Regions from separate parts of the Homo sapiens genome. Here all the other regions are linked to region 2. A link is a contact called in ENCODE Hi-C or POLR2A ChIA-PET data. All regions are on one chromosome and are shown on one strand. The core of a region is the stretch at or near the end of the contact, and the rest is flanking DNA. Distances in the headings are between cores, read along the strand shown. Region 1 overlaps SNX30 (sorting nexin family member 30). Region 2 overlaps SUSD1 (sushi domain containing 1). Region 3 overlaps SNX30 (sorting nexin family member 30).

Region 1 (4,285 bases), core at 1,266-3,765, 630 kb before region 2:
ACAAGAATGTGGAGCTACCCAACTCTCACACATTACATTGTAACTTGACTCTTAGATATTTACTCAAGAGAAATGAAAACACGTCAACCAAAGACTTGCACATGAATGATCACGGCAGCTTTATTTGTGTCTTTCTAGGAATTTGTCTATTCTGTCTAAATTACATAATTTATTGGCACAGGTTCACAGTCCTCCTTGCAATCCTTTTTCCTTTCTGTAAGGTCATTAGTAACATGACCTTACAGACCCACTCTTTCATTTCTCATTTTAGTAATTTGAATCTTCTTTTTTTCTTAGTCAATCTAGCTAAAGGTCTGTCATTTTTCTTGATTTCTTTTTCAAAGAGCCAATTTTGGTTTCAGGTTTTTCTCCACTGTTTTAGACTGCTCTTTTTAATCTTGGGGTAGAAGAAGAGAAACAGAAACCTGAAAAGCCCTGAAATGCAACAGACTCTCCAGTGGGGATTTGGCTAGCAGCACCTAGCACAGTGCCCGACACTTGATAAATATTTGATGAATAAATGAATGGAATATGAACTTCCTAAGTCCAGTTTCTCTCATCCATTTCCTCTGGGAGAGAATTCTGTTTTCTGGCCAGTGAAATAAACCTTTCTTCTGAAGACAAACAGGTCACATAGAAAGATTCCTCTTTTCTTTTCAGCATCATCATGTTGAATGAGCCAAGAGTAATTTACTTATTGAAACAAAATGAAAATCAAATTAAGGAGAAGACGTGAACATTTCTACTATAATCAGATCCATGGTAATATAAATATAACATAATTGTGAATATTTATTGTGAGCTGCTTATTTGTTAAGGCTATCTGTAATTTGGCCTTGAAGTCATAATTTATAGTAAATGAATCCTAGCTCACTCAGGATTTTCTTCTCCACAATTTATGTACTCTTTCTGCAGAACTGGTTGTTTCCCCTTCCCCATATGCCTTGAGTTTTATCATAGTCTCACTATATAATCTTACTATTCTAGAAAGCATTCTTCCTTTTCTTTCATCTTTTACTTTCTGAATATTTAAGGTACACCACACACCTCAAGATGCACCTATTCCTACTATCAGTATCTATCAAAATATATGTAAGTCTTAGCTACTTGGGAAGATTGCTTGAGCCCAGGAGTTCAAAGCTGCAGTGAGCCACAATCACGCCACTGCACTCCAGCTTGAATGACAAAGCGAGATCCTATCTCTTAAAAAAAAAAAGCAAATAATCTTCTTTGTAGCCATATAAAGTATGTTGTTCATATGAGTTATGACTATCAGTTATGAGAAGAGATTTTGGACCCTATTGTACATAACCTTATTAAGCTATCAAAACAACCTTATGAGACAGGTACTATTATTAACCCCATTTTATGGATGGGACAACAGGGTTCAGAGGAGGTAAGTGATTGCCAGCCAGTAAGTGATTATATTAGAACTCCCTTGGCCAACTCTAAAGGCTCTATTCTCTCTACGCAGCTGCAACGGCCTCACACCTACATTGCTCTAACCAACCTCTCTAACAATTCTCAACTTCTTTACACAGTGTGCTTCCTTGCTTTGGAACAAGAGGTGGTAAGTATGCTTTATTCATTTAGCTTCTGGCAACATTGTTTCTCACAATTAACAGATTAACAGATTCTCTTGACCCATTTACTGCAACACCACAAATCTACAGATAGCTGGGAAGTTCCTTGATTCACGAATAAATCAATAGCAAGACTTTTCAAGTAGCCTTTTCATAATTTAAACACAAGGAGAATTTAAAATGGGAAATGTGTTTTTGTTTTAAATCAAGGAGCAAACACGCCAGGATCAACACTTGAAGACATATTCGTTTATGTAGTAACAAAACTGGTTTATGTGAAATGCAAACATTGCTTTCATAACTTACGATCTTGGGATACTGCAATGTATCTTTAATAAACATTACCCTTTCTACTCACACTCAGTACTGGGTACAGCAAAATCTAAGAGAATTTGAATGATTTGAGAAAAGCAAAATACAGTGGCTACCTTGTTCTTCAGAGTCAGACTGGAAGTGAAGATGTGACCATTTTGCTCAAACCATGGCAGGGGAGACACGCCTAGATATCTCCACACGCACACACGAGTACCACAGCCCCACACCTGTCAATCCACAAATCTAAACAATGTCTAGCCTATCATACTATATGAGATACTTTCTAGGTTACTCAAAAAGCTTCAAGAATACCTAAAATAATGTGCCAGGTCTCCCAGCACACCTGGAGAGGAGGATCTGGTTACAGCAGAAGAGTGAAGGCAACTCAACTGCATCCTCTTACAAAGAGGTGTCAGTCTAATCCCCAACAGAGCCACCTCCCAGAAACACTTCTTCCATTTCCACTTGTTGACAAGTTGGTCGTTCCTCTCTCTGGGGAGAAACTGAAATGAAGCTAGAGTAACCCCTCACTAGAATAAGGATTGTTCTAAAGGAAACCAGAACAGAGCTAACGTCACCGGGCTGAAAACACCTCTTCCTCTTTCACGGAGACTGGCAATGTTCTAGGCAAGGAAAGTCCTCTGCCAGGAAGGATGAGGGCAAGGGCATGAAATGGGGTCCAATAAAGTCTGGACAACTGTGAAACAACCGAAGGTTTGCCCCTGCTCCATGACTTGAACCAGGAAAAAAAAGAATGTCTCAAGCCAGAACAAAAAGTTCACAAAATTGACCACAGAGGGAAAGGGTAAAACTCACCACAAGCCAACATTCACCCATATTTGACCTGAACAGATTTGAAAAACTACCAGAAAAGCACTGTCTCTTTTTTCCCTTTGTCACAGTTTAGCCTTATCTCTTTGGGGTTTTGAGCAGTTATGAAAATGTGGCTGTTATCCCTTCTCAAAAACAGTCATAACTGCTCAACAGGACTATGAGTGAGAGCCCTCACTGGCCCCTTTTTTTGAAGCATGATCAGAGTTTGTTTGGTATCAACCATTATTAACCAAATTAGAAAGAGAGAGGGAAGATTCTTTCTCCCTAATTTGGTCAAATAGCCACCCGGGGAGACTATACTCTTGAAGGCTGGGAGAAGGACCCTTCTGACACAGCAATGCTGCATCCTTCCAAGGCTGGCAGACATACTGACATAAATTCTTTCACACACACGCAAGACAGACTATACACGATTTATACATTTTTTCAACTTAACGTTTTTTTCCATTGTTGCATATAAGTATATACAGGGCTGCCTTATTCCTTTTAATACCACATTTCAAAAACTACCATAGTTTACAAAACCAGCACCCTACTAATAGCCATATAAGCTTTTATCTTTTGCTATTAAAAATAATACTGCAACAGGTATCCTTATACACACAGCATTTAGCACGGGTCCATTTATTGAGTCACCAAATATCTGTATACTCCACCCATACCAGGTTTGGTTCATGCATGGAAATTTAGCAATAAGCAAACCAGATCAGGCCCCTTGCCTTCAAGAAGTTTACAGCACAGTACTGGAGAAAGTAAACCAAGTATGTCTGGTGGTTTAAGTTCTGCGAAGCAAGATTAAAGCCAGGTAAAGGGGGAGAATAACTGGGCAGGGAGGGGTCTGCTACTAGTTTGTTTTTTGTTTGTTTGTTTATTTGTTTGTTTTTGACACAGAGTCTCACTCTGTCACCAGGCTGGAGTGCAGTGGCCCGATCTCGGCTCACTGCAACTTCTGCCTCCTGGGTTCAAGAGATTCTCCTGCCTCAGCCTCCTGAGTAGCTGGGACTACAGGCACGCGCCACCACGCCCAGCTAATTTTTGTATTTTTAGTAGAGATGGGGTTTCACCATGTTGGCCAGGATGGTCTCTATCTCTTGACCTCGTGATCCGCCTGCCTCGGCCTCCCAAAGTGCTGGGATTACAGGCGTGAGCCACCGCGCCCGGCCAGGGGCTGCTACTAGTTTATACAGGGAGGTTGGGGGAGGCCTGAATGAAATAGATGAACAAGCCTGCAGGCTGTCTGGGCCAAAAGGCGTGAGGCAAGGGAGTGGGCAGGGGGAGAGAGAAGTGGACGGAGGCCAGAGAAGCAGCAGAGCCAGATTACCCATGTACTTGGAGCCCATGGAGGATTTGAGGGGAATGTGTGAGAACTGAGAAGTCTCTGGATGGTTTCAAGCAAAAGCAAAAAAGAGGCCAGGCGCGGTGGCTCATACCTGTAATCCCAGCACTTTGGGGGGACGAGGTGGGCAGATCACAAGGTCGGGAGTTCGAGACCAGCCTGGCCAACATGGTGAAACCCCATCTCTACTAAAAATACAAAAAATTAGTCGGGTGTG
Region 2 (4,183 bases), core at 784-3,283:
AAGGCCAAAAGATTGAATAAAGACAATTGTTGGAAATGTTCCCAGAAGTCATGTGGGAATGAACCAGTGTACTTAAAATATGGCTCGGGGGTGTGTGTGTGTGAGGAATAGGGTAGAGGTGGAGAGAGATTGTGAATTTTGAAGATTTACATTCACGAGGTAATGAATTTGACATTAATTTATTTTCAGAAATAGACTGTGGTACCCCTCCTGAGGTTCCAGATGGCTATATCATAGGAAATTATACGTCTAGTCTGGGCAGCCAGGTTCGTTATGCTTGCAGAGAAGGATTCTTCAGTGTTCCAGAAGATACAGTTTCAAGCTGCACAGGCCTGGGCACATGGGAGTCCCCAAAATTACATTGCCAAGGTGAGTTTTCAAAAAATACAGGTTCCCAATTCATACCACCTTGAAACTGTTTTCATATTTTTCTCTAAATTTCAGTTTCAGGGAATAAATGAGTTAAGTAAACCTTTAAAATTCCTATTTGTTTCTCATAGATTTTCAGGTGATTTTCTTGATTTTTCAGGAATAGTATCATATCATCTGCAAATCATAATTCCATTCATAAATTTTTCTTTCTTTATAATAGTTATGTTTTTCTCTTGATTGATCACTTTGTATTTTTAGAACAAAGACTTAAATGGTAGTGTTGCCTTTGAATATTATTTTTTTATTCCTGACTATTAGGGAAATGGTTTGGGTGTTTCTTCATTCCTGATGTTAGTTTTTTGATGTTAGGTGTATATATATATATATATTCCCAGAAGTCATGTGGGAATGAACATATATATATACATATATATACACACACATATATGTATATATATACATATATATATAAAAACGTCATGTGGGAATAACATATATTATATATAATATACAATATATACAATATATGTAATATATTACATGTAATGTATTATATATTATATATTACATGTAATATATATTATATATAATACATTACATGTAATATATTATATATTTTTTATATATATATATAGTTTTTGAGACAGAATCTCGCTTTGTCACCCAGTCTGCAGTGTAGTGGCACAACCTTGGCTCACTGCAACCTCTGCCTCCTGGGTTCAAGCGATTCTCATGACTCATCCACTCGAGTAGCTGGGATTACAGGCACCCACCACTACACCCGGCTAATTTTTGTGTTTTTAGTAAAGATGGGGTTTCACCGTGTTGGCCAGGCTAGTCTTGAACTCCTGACCTTAAGTTATCTGCCCGTGTTGGCCTCCCACAGTGCTGGGATTACAGGTGTGAGCCACTGCGCCTGGCTGATATTTGGCATATCTAATCATGTCTACTCATATGGCACTGTGTGCCAAGTATTATTTTAAGCACTTTATATATGATGATGGACCACATTGTAGTGGTCCCATAAGATCATAATGAGACTGAAAAATTCCTATTGCCTAGTGACATCGTAGCCATCATAATGTTGTAGTGCATCACACTCACGTGTTTGTGGCATTGCTGGTGTAAACAAACTTACTGCTCTGCCAGCAAGTACATTACTGTATGTATATTACTGTATGTACATTACTATACATAAAAGTGTACAGTAATGTCCTAGGCCTTCACATTCACTCACTATTCACTCACTGACTCACCCAGACCAACTTCCAGTCCTGCAAGCTCCATTCATGGTAAGTGCCCTATTACAGGTGTATCATTTTTTTATCTTTTATTCTGTATTTTTACTGTATCATTTCTATATTTAGATATATAAGTACTTCTTATTGTGTTATAGTTGCCTACAGTAATCAGTATAGTAACATGCTGTGTGAATTTGTAGCCTAGGAGCAATAGGTATACCATACAGCCTAAGTGAGTAGCAGGCTCTACTATCTAGGTTTGTGTAAGTACACTCTGTGACTTCACACAATGAAGGAATTGCCTAATGATGCATTTCTCAAAATGTATGCAGATTGTTAAATGATGCATGACTGTAATTTGTTTAAGGTCACACAACTAGAGACAGAGCTGAACTTGAACCCAGGAATTCTAGTTTCAGAATTATTTTCAGCCACTTTGTTTTGCTGCTTCTGCTTTTATGGTGACACTGGCTTTTGGTTAGTTTTTTAAAAATTTTGGCTTTCTGTTTCTTTTTCCTTTTCCTTTTTCCTTTCTTTTCTTTTCTTTTTTCTTTTTTTTTTTGAGACAGAGTCTTGCTCTGCCACCCAGACTCGAGTGCACTGGTGCTCCTGGGCTCAAGCCATCCTCCCACCTCAGCCTCCTGAGTAACTGGACTACAGGCACGAACTACCATGCCTGGACAATTTTTGTATTTTTTTTTTTTTTGGAGACGGAGTCTCGCTCTGTCGCCCAGGCCGGACTGCGGACTGCAGTGGCGCAATCTCGGCTCACGGCAAGCTCCGCTTCCCGGGTTCACGCCATTCTCCTGCCTCAGCCTCCCCAGTAGCTGGGACTACAGGCGCCCGCCACCGCGCCCGGCTAATTTTTTGTATTTTTGGTAGAGACGGGGTTTCACCTTGTTAGCCAGGATGGTCTCGATCTCCTGACCTCATGATCCACCCGCCTCGGCCTCCCAAAGTGCTGGGATTACAGGCGTGAGCCACCGCGCCCGGCCCCAATTTTTGTATTTTTTATAGAGATGGGGTTTCGCCATGTTGCCCAGGCTGGTCTTGAACTCCTGGGTTCAAGTGATCTGCCTGTCTCTGCCTCCCACAGTGCTGGGATTCCAGGCATGAGCCACCACACTTGACCTGGTTTTCTGTTTCTCTGTCTACAAATATTATCATTTTATGTGCCTGTTTCCATCTGAAAAGTGAAAAAAAATTTTTTTAATTACCATTTTTCTAGTTTTTGGCTATATGTCCATAATCTAAAGGAAACATCAATCTATTCCCACTGTTTAGGAATTTCTTTTTTTTTTAATTGGAAATAAGTTATTTTTATCATGTCTTTTAGGCAGGTGATTATATATTTTTTTTCTTCTTTTAAATAACGATGTGGCCAGATGCAGTGGCTCATGTCTGTAATTCCAGCACTCTGGGAGGCCCAGGCAGGCAGATAGCTTGAGCCCAGGAGTTCAAGACCAGCCTGGGAGTGGTGGTGCATGCCTATAGTCCCAGCTACTTGGGAGGCTGAGGTGGGAGGACCACTTGAGCCTGTGAGGTTGAGGCTGCAGTGAGCCATGATCACACCCTGCCCTCCAGCCTGGGTGACAGAGCAAGATCCTATCTCATAAAGAAAAAATAATAATAATAATGTGTGGGTTATATTGTTAGATTTCCTGATAATGATCAGTACTAATTGCTGGAATGAATTAATCTGGGTTTTTGGTGTTTTATTCCTTTCATTTGGATTATATTTGCTAAATTTTACTTATAAATCTTGCATTGATATTCATAAGTGAAATTGCTCTATTTTCTTTTCCTGTGCCATCTTTGTTCAGTTCGGTATTAATGTTATTCTGAATTTTAAAAAAAAGAATGTAAAAATTTCCTTCTTTCTCTATTTCTGGAATACTACAAATAGAATTTTTAAAGATTTGGGAGATTTCACCTATAAAACCATCTGGATGTGGCACTATTGGAGAGGTAGCCCTTGGACTATTTGGACTACTTTTAAATTCTTCCTATACTTGCTGGTATATCTAATCATGTCCATTCTTTTTCTTTCCCTCTTAAGATCAATTTTGGTAAATTATGTATTTCTAGAAAATCATTTACTTCATCCAGATTTTCCAATTTATTTGTGCATGCAAAGAAGTGTAAAGCCTTCTAATTTGCTGTGGTTATATTTGTTTATAACTATTTATTGTAGTGAAATATTAGAAACAATCTCAAATGTCTAACAACAAGAGATTGGTTAAGTGAATCAATCCCTTAAAATGGAATATTATGTATCCAATAAAATTATGTTAGAAAAACAATATTTAAAAAAGAATATTTATTGCAGGCCAGGCACAGTGGCTCACACCTGTAATCTCAGCACTTTGGGAGGCCAAGGCAGGCTGATCACGAGGTCAGGAGTTCGAGACCAGCCTAGCCAGCATGGTGAAACCCTATCTCTACTAAAAATACAACAAATTACCTGGGCGTGGTGGCGTGCACCTGTAATCCCAGCTACTCAGGAGTCTGAGGCAGGAGAATTGGGAGGTGGAGGTTGCTGTGAGCTGAGATTGTGCCACTGCACTCCA
Region 3 (4,483 bases), core at 565-3,064, 650 kb before region 2:
CACTATTCTCTCTCTCTCATACACACACACACAGACACACACACACGTGCTTGTAAGTATTCTTGCATCCTCTTATAAACTATGAGGCTGGGTTCATAGCAGACACACAATAATTGCTAAAAAATAAAAATTGCATTGAGACCCACAGTTGGGGCCTCAAATATATTTTCTTAATGATTTTATTATAACAAAGGATATCCAGAATAGCCTTTGTGAAGAGTTACAACTACATAGTTGATTAATAATGAAAACTCCCCATTGTTGCAAAATACCAATTTTCACCATGTAGGTTTCCATTATAAGAGCATTTCTTACTCCTTCCCACTTTTACTTTACCCTAGGAAGACAGATGCAGAGTGAGGTTGCTTTACAAACTCCTCTGGTTCAAAGAATTTCAATTTTAAGATACACCATTATGGTCAGCCAGCCACAAGACAGAATATTAAATTAACATAAATCACTGGCAAAATTTTATATTACATTAAACATATGATTTATGAAGAGAGTGGTATAGACTAGGAGCCAATATAGTTTTAATAAAAATAAGTTATGCTAAAACAATCTAATTTCTCTTTTTGATTCTATTGGAGGAATATGGGCAAGTGAATGATCTAGTCTCAGAGGAGCCTGACAAAGCCTCTCAAGGCATCTTTACGTTAAGGGTAAAATGATGGCTCTCTGAATACACAGACTGCATATTACTTTTCTTAATTTACCCCCCTCGTGCCAGGTACACAGCAGATGCTTAAAGAATGTGTTGGCCACGCGCAGTGGCTCACACCTGTAATCCCAGCACTTTGGGAGGTCGAGGCGGGTGGATCACGAGGTCAGGAGTTCAAGACCAACCTGACCAACATGGTAAAACCCCATCTCTACTAAAAATACAAAAATTAGCCAGGGGTGTTGGCACACGTCTGTAATCCCCGCTACTCAGGAGGCTGAGGCAGGAGAACTGCTTGAACTTGGGAGGCGGCGGGTGCAGTGACCTGAGATCACGCCACTGCACTCCAACCTATGCGACAAGAGCAAGACTCCATCTCAAAAAAAAAGAAAAAAAATGAATGAATGTGTTCTATACAAACTGAATATTCTTGATTGTTGATTTTGTTGTAAAACTAAAGCTAAGCCCACTTTGGAGAATAAACTCAAAGGGATAATCTCAAAAATGTTCTGTTCAAAGATGTTCATGATACAAAGAACACAGAGTGAAACCTAGAAAAATCCCAAAGGCTCAATAACCAGGAAGCGGTCATGTTTGTATGTGTAATGTGACACACTTGTTTAAAAAATTAGAAAGCTAGACCTCTAGATAAACTCAGTGAGTTGAACACAAGCCTCTGCGTTCTCCCTTTTTCCACCCTCCAGATACTAATTTAACCTAGAGAATGAAAGAAAAAAAAAAAAACAAAAAACAGTGGAGGTAAAAAGAACAAGAAAAACAGTGACTGGAGTCATATCAATACTGGAAATGAGGAAAGGGTGCCATCCAAATGCCAAAGGTCTCAAAGGCTGTCTACTGGTTCTACCTGGGCCACAACTGAAAAAAGAACCCAGAGGAATCTAACCCATGTCACCGAAGTTACTTCAGGTTATTGAGGTTACTTAATAAGTAGAAAATGTCCTTGAACCCCCTTTACACGCACGCTAATTTGAAAGTGTGATTGTCAGTGGGGAGTAGAGGACATGGAAGGTTTGGCAGTGGGGCAATCCAGGACCACCAAGGAGTTGGCTGCTGTGACTGTGACCAAGGGGATGCCAAGCACAGGCAAATACACCAAGTGTGGGCCACCAGCAGAGGGCACCCCGCCCACATGGCCTTCTCCCCCCGCATGATGGGTAGAGATGGAAGCAGCAGCTCATAGGAACATGAAGGCATCTGGGTTGGCTGCCCTGGGGTGTGTCCAACAAGCCCAAAGCAGGCCAGACTGCAAATGCTGGGGGGACTGAGCTCTACTGAGATGGGGGGAGCAGCTAAAACACAGAGAAAGCCAGGCTTCTTTCCCATCTGACAGATAACTAGTAATCTATGGATCTAAGACAATGCTAACAACATCAAGTAGAAACACAGAGGATCCAATATAATCCACTTGTTCTGATGGGGGCAAATAGCAGGTCTGAATTATTATCTCATCAGAGGCAAGTAAACCATAAAAACAACTCAAAATGGCATTAGCTCATCACTCAGACCTAAGAAAACCAAAACACAAAAAAAGCAAGAGTCCTCAATAACAGATAAACATGCATTTGAAAAAGATGAAGCCCATAAAACAGAACCCTTTAGGCCAGACTTACTCTGTGTTCCCATTAAAAGAAAAAGAAAAAAAAAAGCCTAAAGAAAGTGGAAAGAGAATCTAAAAATGAAAGCATAAATTAAAACAGAAAAGAACAAAAGTTATAAACAAAAGCAAAATTTAATTCTTCTGAAAGATGAATCAGATAAACTAAAACTTAGGAAATCTGAACAATATAGAAAAAGGAAAATGGCCCAGGTGTAGTGGCCTCAAACCTATAATCCCAGCACTTTGGGAGACCGAGGCAGGTGGATTGCTTGAGCCCAGGAGCTCAAGACCAGCCTGAGCAGCATGGGGAAACCCTGTCTCTAGTAAAAATACAAAAAGTTAGCCAGGCGTGGTGGCTCAAGCCTGTAGTCACAGCTACTCAGGAGGCTGAGGCATGAGAATTGCTTGAACCTAGGAGGCAGAGGTTGCAGTGAGCAGAGATCGCACCATTGTACTCCAGGCTGGGCGACGGAGAGAGATGCTGTCTCAATAAAAAATAAAAAAAGAGGAAAATGGAAAAAGGGAACAGGCAATAACTATTTAGAACTTGTGTCTATGTATGATTGTAAATTAAAAGGTTGTGCTGTGAATAACTATGCCAACAAATTTGGACATCTATATGAGCTAGCTGGCTTTCTAGGAAAAATTATGTGATCAAGGTGAAATTAAATAGAGAGAAAAAACCTAAACAGATAAATAACCACAAAACTGTTGTCAGAGAACATCCACGAAGAGGTAAGCTGGGTCCCAAGTGTTTCACAGTGAGCACTCATGAACCTTCAAAGAGTAAGTCCTACTTTATTCAAATATTCTAAGACATAATTTTAAAATGCAGAAACCTTTCAAATCATTTCATGATGACTATCTATATCCGGTATCAAAATATTAGGACAAAAAAGAAAACTGAGAACAAGCATAAACATCATTAATAAAGTAACAACTAACAGTACACTAAAAGAATTTTTGGAAAAAAAATATATACCAGGATCAAGTCAAATGTATTCCAGGGAAGCAAGAATGATTTAACATTAGGAAATTTATCAATACAATTTATTACATTAATAACATTACTTCATTACACTATATTACATTAATATACATTACTTCAACCACTGTTGAAGATACTCATGTCCAAAACTACCAAAATATTTACTGGCATCACTCATATCAGCCATTCCATTTAAATCTCTAAGTAAAATTAAGAAGTAAAAAGAAAGTTCCCGGCCAGGTGCAGTGGCTCATGCCTGTAATCCCAGTACTTTGAGAGGCCAAGGCGGGTGGATCACGAGGTCAAAGATTGAAACCAGCCTGGCCAACATGGTGAAACCCCATCTCTACTAAAAATACAAAAATTAGCTGGGCGTGGTGGCACACACCTGTAGTCTCAGCTACTTGGGAGACTGAGGCAGGAGAATCGCTTGAACCCAGGAGGCGGAGGTTGCAGTGAGCAGCGCAATTGCGCCACTGCACTCCAGCCTGGCGACAGAGCAAGGCTCCGTCTCAAAAAAAAAAAAAAAAAAAAAAAAAAAAAGTTCCTAAATATGTTTAAAAGTATTTATCAGAAAACATCAGCAATTAATCTTGAAGACATTATTCTAAGTGAACGAAGCTAGATGAGAAAAGCCACATGCTATATAATTCCATTTATATGAAATGTCAGAACAGGCAAATCCTGAGAGACAGAAAGCAGACTTGGTTGCCAGGGGCTACAGGTAGGGGGAACAGGGAGAGCCAGCTTAATAAAGACCAAATTTCTTTTTGGGGTGACAAAATATTCTAAAATTAGATAGCGATGATGGTTGCACAACCCTGTGAATATACACTCAATTATATACCTTAAAATGGTGAATTTCATGCTCTGTAAATTATCTCCAATAACAATAAAACAATAAAAAATGTAGTGGACATATTTTAAAAATGAAGACCTTTTAAATCACAAAGCCATGTCCACTACATTCAGATATAAAGTATTTGCCATAATTCAAAACCATTCTGGAAAGTCTAGTTACCGCAATAATATAGAGAAGAATACTTGAACTCATACAGTGATCTGCCACATGAGTTCATGGCAATAGGTCAGGCTCCTCCCAAATTATCTAAAATTTGTAATATACATAATAGGGAGCAAATGTGTTTAAAGCATTTTTAAATGGTAAACATGAACTGCTATATTTACTAAATGTTCTGGGAAAGAAGTGGAGGAC

Evidence for each region. Hi-C counts contacts between places; a loop is a spot of excess contacts on that map. ChIA-PET counts read pairs that join two places held with the same protein, here RNA polymerase II (POLR2A). Pooled maps may share reads with other maps.
Region 1: a pooled map shows a loop between it and region 2 (9-fold over the local background). The contact joins two enhancer-like sites. A Hi-C loop is called at or near these places in 2 of 37 single-sample maps with no recorded cell type and 2 of 50 pooled maps. POLR2A ChIA-PET finds 5 or more read pairs at or near these places in 1 of 52 experiments (H1).
Region 3: a loop to region 2 is called in a pooled map, with 3 times the contacts of the local background. The contact joins two enhancer-like sites. A Hi-C loop is called at or near these places in 3 of 37 single-sample maps with no recorded cell type and 3 of 50 pooled maps. POLR2A ChIA-PET finds 5 or more read pairs at or near these places in 3 of 52 experiments (OCI-LY7, Panc1 and activated naive CD4-positive, alpha-beta T cell).

Annotation. Positions count from the first base shown.
Region 1 is chr9:112,770,326-112,774,610 of GRCh38, reverse strand. The region is part of intron 1 of SNX30 (sorting nexin family member 30); the gene reads right to left. Among named protein-coding and RNA genes, the nearest start is that of SNX30, 22 kb to the right of the region's middle. Within about 2 kb of position 2,515, at least 2 of the 41 ENCODE cell types and tissues checked have a DNase peak (open chromatin) inside an H3K27ac peak, as active enhancers do.
Region 2 is chr9:112,138,506-112,142,688 of GRCh38, reverse strand. SUSD1 (sushi domain containing 1) reads left to right here. Exons shown (of 17, transcript NM_022486.5): 5 at 190-369. Among named protein-coding and RNA genes, the nearest start is that of SUSD1, 35 kb to the left of the region's middle. Within about 2 kb of position 2,033, at least 2 of the 41 ENCODE cell types and tissues checked have a DNase peak (open chromatin) inside an H3K27ac peak, as active enhancers do.
Region 3 is chr9:112,790,727-112,795,209 of GRCh38, reverse strand. All of the region lies in intron 1 of SNX30 (sorting nexin family member 30), which reads right to left. Among named protein-coding and RNA genes, the nearest start is that of SNX30, 42 kb to the right of the region's middle. Within about 2 kb of position 1,814, at least 2 of the 41 ENCODE cell types and tissues checked have a DNase peak (open chromatin) inside an H3K27ac peak, as active enhancers do.